Regions from separate parts of the Homo sapiens genome. Here region 1 is linked to region 2. Evidence: chromatin contacts called from ENCODE POLR2A ChIA-PET data. All regions are on one chromosome and are shown on one strand. Each heading gives the region's core, a stretch centred on a gene start or an enhancer-like site at or near the end of the contact. The rest is flanking DNA. Distances are from core to core; before and after follow the strand shown. Region 1 holds the start of SLC25A33 (solute carrier family 25 member 33). Region 2 has its middle 20 kb from the start of LINC02606.

Evidence for each region. ChIA-PET counts read pairs that join two places held with the same protein, here RNA polymerase II (POLR2A).
Region 1: POLR2A ChIA-PET joins it to region 2 with 10 read pairs in Caco-2. The contact joins the promoter of SLC25A33 here to the enhancer-like site in region 2. POLR2A ChIA-PET finds 5 or more read pairs at or near these places in 3 of 52 experiments (Caco-2, H1 and HepG2).

What each region holds. Positions count from the first base shown.
Region 1 is chr1:9,537,730-9,541,673 of GRCh38, forward strand. It overlaps SLC25A33 (solute carrier family 25 member 33), which reads left to right and starts at 1,736. Exons shown (of 7, transcript NM_032315.3): 1 at 1,736-2,018. The coding sequence starts at 1,963. RefSeq lists silencers at 1,492-2,011, 2,032-2,391 and enhancers at 1,501-1,795, 2,462-2,591, 3,617-3,944.
Region 2 is chr1:9,447,325-9,451,011 of GRCh38, forward strand. No RefSeq gene overlaps it. Among named protein-coding and RNA genes, the nearest start is that of LINC02606, 20 kb to the left of the region's middle. Within about 2 kb of position 2,132, at least 10 of the 41 ENCODE cell types and tissues checked have a DNase peak (open chromatin) inside an H3K27ac peak, as active enhancers do.

The sequences.
Region 1 (3,944 bases), core at 486-2,985, 90 kb after region 2:
TAGAGACAGGGTTTTGCCACGTTATCCAGGCTGGTCTTGAGCTACTAGACTCAAGTCATCCACTCTTCTCAGCCTCCCAAAGTGCTGGGATGACAGGAGTGGGCCACTGTGCTGGGTTTTCTTTACTTCTTTTTCTCAGATATCTCATGCCCTAGTATGGCTTCCCCTTCTCCTAGGCCTGGGAGCAATGGCTTTAATAGTAACCACTGTATTTGCATTTTGGAGGACTGCTCCTAAGAGCTGTTTTTATTTAAAGAGTCCCAGCAATCAAATACAGATTGGCTGGCTAGCTCCCACGTTTCCACACAATTCCCTCCTACTTAAGCTCTCTATGTTTACACACAGGACATCTAACTGCTTGTTCTGGTCAAGGTACAGCTTTCCGGAGCTCTGAGAGACGGAAGAGAAAGGGTTGGTACGTTCTGCAGGTGAATGGTGGTCTGCTGAGAGAGAGACAGACAGAGAGACATAGTCCAAGGTAACAGGAAAGCTTCTGGCACTGGTGCCTGTGCAGTCAGTGGTGTCACTGCCAGGACAGGAAATAGAGGTAGAGCAGGTTTGGGGGAGGGGAAGAATGATAAGTTCAATTTGGGACCTTTATTCATTAGCTCCTTGGGCATTACTAGGTGGCAGGTACTGTGTCAGGAACAACTGTGAACAAAAGAAATAAGGTCCCTGCTCTCCTGAAGCTTACATTCCTGTATGGGAAGGACAACTTAAATAAATCAACAAACTAACTGCAGAAGCCCTGGTTCTATAGTCGTGTGACAGACTGCGCTGCAAAGGCGGCCAGGAAAGTCTCCATCTGGGGGAGACCTGGAGATTAGAAGATGTCAGGTTGAGTATGACAATGACCCAGTGACATAGGCTGAGAGAAGCAGTTTGGATATCTAGGTCTGGGCTGGAGATGATCAGAAAAGAAGCAAAAAGCATACTGCAAAATATACGCAGCATATACTACTACTTATAGGGAGATCAAAAATCCACATAATGATAATGATTATTAATTATTTGAGACAGAGTCTCGCTTTGTCGTCCAGGCTGGAGTGCAGTGGCAAGATCTTGGCTCACTGCAGCCCCCGCCTCCCGGGCTCAAGCGATTATCCAGCCTCAGCCACCCAAGTAGCTGGGATGACAGGGGTGCGCCGCCTCGTCCGGCTAACTTTTGTATTTCTAGTAGAGACACGGTTTCGCCGTCTTGGACAGGTTGGTCTGTAACTCCTGGCTTCAGGCGATCCGCCCGCCCGCCTCGGCCTCCCAAAGTGTTGAGATTGCAGGCGTGAGCCACCGTGAGGGCCTCACTGATTATCTAAGGCTGTTTAGATTATAGATTTTTAGATTATGTTTTTGTTTCCCTAAACGGGGTGGTGAGTACAGAGGTGTGAGATGTAACACGTAATTTGTACACCTTTTGCACACGTAAATATCACAAAGTAAACTTTTAAAATAAGGCAAGGCCTAGGGCCTCGCGAGGCTTCTCTGAGGAGCGAGGACCAGTCAGTCACAGCCAGTTTCCACTGCCTCCACGCTCCGGCCTAGGCCAGCCCCTCTCCCCAGTCATTCGCTCGGGGCTGGCTCCGCCCCAGAACTGCGCAACCTCCCCGCCCACATCCGCGTCCTAACCAATGAGCGCTCGAAATTTGGGTCCACACCCCCGTCACGCCCCGCCCCAGACTCGCGCGCCCGTGACGTCACGGTCCGGCCCCCGCCACGTGACGGCCGCGCGCCGGGCTCTAGCTCCCCGCCGGGCTCGCGCCGCAGAGGCCGGTGAGGCGCCGGCGGCCACGCCGCGGAAGGCGCGGGCCGAGCAGAGCCGGGCGTTGGAGCCCGCGCGCGCATGGAGGCGTTGCCGGCAGCCCCCTGAGGGCAGCGGGGAGACAAGACCCGGCGACCTCGCGCATCCCTCGAGCCGCCACGCGCTCTCGCCACCGGGCGGCGACGGGCCGCGGAGCCGGCGCGGCCATGGCGACGGGCGGCCAGCAGAAGGAGAACACGCTGCTTCACCTCTTCGCCGGCGGGTGAGTTCCCGGGCCCAGCCGCGCGCGCCCCACCGCCTGCGGTCCCCTCGGCCTTCGCCCCGGGCGCGGCCCCAGCCTCCCGCGGCGGTTACCGGCCTTCCCCGGGCTACGGCGCCGGCGCTCGGGAGGAGGAAGTCCCGGCGTCGGGGACTGGTGGGCAGGGCCGAGGGAGGGGGTCGGGCCTTCCTCACCCCTACGTCCTGACCGCAGCCCCGAGGGCGGCTGTGCCCCGCCGCCCGTCCTCCCCGCGGCGTCCCCAGCTTTTCCCCATTCTGAAGAGTCAGTGGCCGGTGAGTGGTGCTCGGCGGCGGTCCAGCCTGGACGCTGTGGCGCGGCCCCCCCTCCCCCGCCCCCTTCTCCTGGGGCCTCTCCCGAAGCGCAGCGCCTCAGAGCCCGTGGTAGGATCGCTGATGCTCGGGTGTGCCCGAGGTTCCTCAGGGCAGCGCGGGAGGTCATCCGGACGGGCAAAAAGGTCTGCGGACGTTGGACGTCAGCAAGGCCTGGGTGGTGCTGGTGAACGGTGATGCTTGCGGCCACACGCGGGGTGGCTAAGCCAGGGACCCGAACTCATATGAGGTCTGGAAGGTGTGTTGAGACACTTCTCGCCGGCTGGTAGACGCTTCCAACGCCAGAGACCGCAGAATTGTAAGGTGTTCCTTGTTTTGAAAGCTGCATTAGGTCTATGGTCAGGCACCTTTTTTCCAGCGGAGACAATGCATTTTTAGGAGGTTGAGTTCTGCGGTTAGGAAGGGAGATGGTACCCCTCGCCACCTCCCCTTGTCACCTCCCGCCGAGAATAGAAGGTAAAATATTTTTGAGTATTAGTAATTTTCTTTTTTCCTTTATCACAGCCGGTGGCTTGGGGTCCTTTCGGAGTCTTACAGATATTTGGAGTATTAATTTGAGGACCTCATCGGCCTGGCACAGGAATTTTTGAGTGTAGGATATTTTGCATAAAATAGTTTATTCTGGGATGATCATCTTGGCTTGAGTAGTTGCAGCCTGGATTCCTACCTGGATATGTTCCTTACAACAAACAATGGTTGAGAAACTTATCTTGGAAGATGACTGATGAAAGCGTCCCTGAGCTTTTTTTGTACTTGTATTGTGGGCAGTCACCAGGTTACTTTAACCAAAAACTTCGGTGGGTCTTCATAGATTGGAAGAGTTTCTCATTCATCTCTTCCCTGTCATTCATTCCCTTGCAACCCTTCCCTCCATGTCTCCATTGAGACTTCCTTTTTTTTTTTGAGAGGGAGTCTTCCTCTGTCGCCCAGGCTGGAGTGCAGTGGTGCGATCTTTGGGCTCACTGCAACTTCCGCCTCCCGGATTCAGGCGATTCTCCTGCCTCAGCCTCCCGAGTAGCTGGGATTACAGGCCCCGCCACCAAGCCTGGCTAATTTTTTTTTTCTTTTTTTTTTTTTGAGACGGAGTTTCGCTCTGTAGCCCAGGCTGGAGTGCACTGGCGCCATCTCAGCTCACTGCAAGCTCCGCCTCCCGGGTTCACGCCATTCTCCTGTCTCAGCCTCCCGAGTAGCTGGGACTACAGGCACCCGCCACTACGCCCAGCTTTTTGTATTTTTAGTAGAGACGGGGTTTCACCGTGTTAGCCAGGATGGTCTCGATCTCCTGACCTCGTGATCCGCCCGCCTCGGCCTCCCAAAGTGCTGGGATTACAAGTGTGAGCCACTGCGCCCGGCCACGCCCAGCTAATTTTTTTGTGTTTTTGCTAAGAGGCGGAGTTTTGCCATGTTGGCCAGGCTGGCACTCCTGACCTCAAGTGATGGCCCACCTTGGCCTCCCAAATTGCTGGGATTACAGGCGTGAGCCACCATGCCCGGCAGAGACTTCCTTTCAGAGTAACACAAGGGGGAAGCATTCTTAAATTAAGCCACTCTATATAAATTTGTCTTTCTTGGGAATTTT
Region 2 (3,687 bases), core at 882-3,381:
CAGTAGGTGCCAACAACTCCAATGTTCTGAAGTGAGGTACTGAACCAGCTCACCGGGGCCTGCAAAGAGGCTTCCGGGAACCTGTGACCGCCCCTAGGGCAGAAGGTGGCAAGGTCAAGAGAGGTTAGAATGAGAGATGACTTTTTGTTTGTTTTTTTTTTGAGACAGAGTTTCGCTCTTAGTGCCCAGGCTGGAGTGCAGTGACGCCTATCTTGGCTCACTGCAGCCTCCACCTCCGAGGTTCAAGGGATTCTCCTGCCTCAGCCTCCTGAGTAGCTGGGATTACAGGCGGCTGCCACCACGCCTAGCTAATTTTTTCGTATTTTTAGTAGAGACGAGGTTTCACCATGTTGGCCAGGCTGGTCTCAAACTCTTGACCTCCTGACGGGTGATCCGCCTGTCTCAGCCTCCCAAAATGCTGAGATTGCAGGCGTGAGTCACTGCGCCTGGCCGACAGAACTTCTTTTGAGACAGTGCTTGGATGCTGGGGTACTTTTCTTCCCCATCCCGTCCCTGCTGTGGATGAAACAAGGGGGGCCTAGTAAGAAGGACTTCAAGGAGACCCTTCAGAGAGCTGTCAGAGGTACCCAAGAGCTTGGGGACCTGACAACTGGTGTCTGTCACCTGCCTGAGAAATCCTAAAGGCAAGAAGACCTGAAGTCAAAACAAGAAAAGGTGAGGCTGAGTGCAGTGGCTCACACCTGTAATCTCAGCATTTTTGGGAGGCCCAGGCGGGAAGATCGCTTGATTGCAAGAGTTCAAGACCAGCCTGGCCAACATAGCAAAACCCCATCTCTACAAAAATACAAGAATTAGCCAGGTGTGGCAGTGCACACCTGTAATCTCAGCTACTAGGAAGGCTGAGGCATGAGGATCATTTGAACCCGGGAGGCAGAGGTTGCAGTGAACCGAGATCGTGCCACTGCACTTCAGCCTGGGCAACAGAGCGAGACTCTGTTTCAAAAACAAACAAACAAAAAAAGAACAAGGAAAGGTGGCTTCCCTGGGGAGAGTGCCACCTCCTGGGACAAAGGATGCATGAGTGCTTCCCATGGACTGGACACGGACCCTGAGAAGGAACTGCCCAGGGGGGCCACCAGGAGAAATGGCTGAGCCAGGGAACCCAGGCGTCCGCTGAAGATGTCCTCACCCCCTCAAGTGAGCAACACCCCAGCTTCCAGGAAGTCTCCAAGGAATGCTTCAGCCCCTCACAGGAGAAAAATTCGCTTGAAATATTTACACAGCCAAAGGAAATGATGGTGGGGGCTGACAGGGGTACCGCCCCTCCTCCCACTTCACCCTGCAGGAGTCCAGGCAGCCCAGGGAGTGGGAGGGAGGCCGGCAGACAGGAAGGCTACTGGCTGGGAAGAATTTTAACTTCAAGGGGTCCCTGTCACAAACAGAGCACTGTGGACTTGAAGTGACCGGAGGATTTTTCTTATCCAAGAGCTGCTGGAAGGTCACATGGCTGTGAGAGATTTCATCTTAGGACTGGGGGCAAACCAGCCCCCACCCCACCCAGCAATGTTAGTGTTGAATATTCCCTGGAGAATAAAGAAGAGGTTTCCTTCTGCTGTAGCCACAAACCTGCTGTGTCACACGCCAGTTTCACAAACATGGCGTGTGATCCCCACGGGGTGGGGGGAACAGTTGTATTTTTAGATGAAACCTGAGTATTTCTCTGGTCTCTTCTCCCAAACGCTAACCTCCTTGGAAATCTGTGCATGTTCTAGAGCAAAATACTACTTGGAATTTAGATCTTCAGTTTATTAAATAAGAAGTAGCTTCAAGGAGCATAGAATTACATGGTTCCTTTTAAAATGTGCACATAAAGCAACTCTTTTCCCCTGTCATTTTCCATCCTGCAGGCATCCTGCTGGAACTGGGAAGATTGGCTCAGACTGAGTTCCAAACTACGTATCGGCTGGTGAGAGATGAACTGGGTCTTTGCACCAGACAATCTTGTTGAAAATCACCAGACCAAAAGTAGCTGATGCTTATCTGTCTCTGTCGAATTCCCAGGAATCCTGCGGGTGGCGGGGGCGGGAGGGGGGGTCTGAGCCCACGTGGGAAGCCTTGTTAGCCTGTGCCTGGGGGCGTCAGAAGAGGGAGATTGGGCAATTTCTGCTTCTTCACTCCCGCCACCCTCATCTCGCTTGGGGCTCACTCTTTCCAAGTTCTCTTGGTCCCTTTGCCAAGGCAGGGGAGACCCAGCCAGGATATTTATAGTGTTGGTACATGACTGGGCAGCTAGTGGGAGCAGATGTTTTCTGATATGGGCAAAGGGAGCTATTTCTACTGGGAGCTGGATGAAAGTTAGCCAGAAAGGAAGCCGCAGCCATAACTGATGTTCCTGTCCTCTCAACACTGGAGAAGGTACCCCACATCCTTACATGAGCGTGTTCCCCGTCCTCACTGCCTTAACAGCTCAATCCAGGAGATGTGGACTGTGCCAGGCGCTGGGTGGACACTGAGATAAATAAGACAAGGCCCACCTCTTATGATGGTGCAGGAAAACCACTTGTGATGACCCACTCCATCCCTGCAGGCCGAGACCCCATGGGAGCCCAGTAACAGCCGCATGGTGGCGGCTATTGGGCCTGGGGACAGTGGTGGGGTGGCAAGAGGGAAGGAGAAGTCAAGATGAGCCACACGGCCAGTGATGGCTCACTTGGCTTTGACGGATGGGTGGGGGAGGTCCAGGGGAAAAGAGCAGAGGGAACAGAGGCTTTGCTGCCTACCTGATGCATTCTGGGAACATCAAGATGCATTAGATGGGGCCAGAAGGCAGGGGGTTTCCTGAGGGTGTCGGAGGAGGAGGCTGAACAGGTGAGCTGGGGCCAGGCTGCAAAGGATCACCTTCCACACTCAGGAATGTGGACTTTGGTAGACTTCACCTTTAGGCAGGAGGAGCTGGTAAAGGTTTCTAGGGAGGAAAGGGATTCTTATTCTAGGAAGCAACGAGAACTGTGGATCTGTGAGCAGGTTTCTCCCTGTGTCCCCATGCCCTGCGGCACCATACCTGACACGGTCATTGCTCCGTAAGTGCTTGTTGAAGGAGCAGACCCACATGTGGCATCTCTGTCTCCAGACTGTCCATGAGATGAGACGGTCACTAAGATCACTAAGTGTGGCAGGCCTTTCTCAGGGCCCCGACCTCAAAACAGGTCCAGGCAGATTCCTGCATGCCTGACGGCAGCCGTAGACATCATCTCCTTCCAGAGGGGTTCAAGCGCACCCAGACCCTGGAGCAGGTCCAAGCCTCCCCAAGGCTTCTTCTCCTGGCTGCCACCTGCCCTGGAGCCCAGCCTTGCCCTGTCCCTGCTCTGATCCTGTCTGAGCCTGTGCCTGTAGCTTCATCTCCATGCCAGCCTCAACCCAAACTGGGTGTCACCTCTTTCCTTCTATTTGAAAATTATGTGTATTGGCCAGGCACAGTGGCTCACACCTGTAATCCCAGCTCTTTGGGAGGCCGAGGCAGGGGCATCACTTGAGGTCAGGAGTTCGAGACCAGCCTGGCCAACATGGCAAAACCCTGTCTCTCTTAAAATACAAAAATTAGCTAAGTGTGGTGGTGGGGGCCTGTAATCCCAGCTACTTGGGAGATTGAGGCAGGAGAATCACTTGAACCCAGGAGGTGGAGGTTGCAGTGAGCCAGGATCGAGCCACTATACTCCAGCTGAGGCG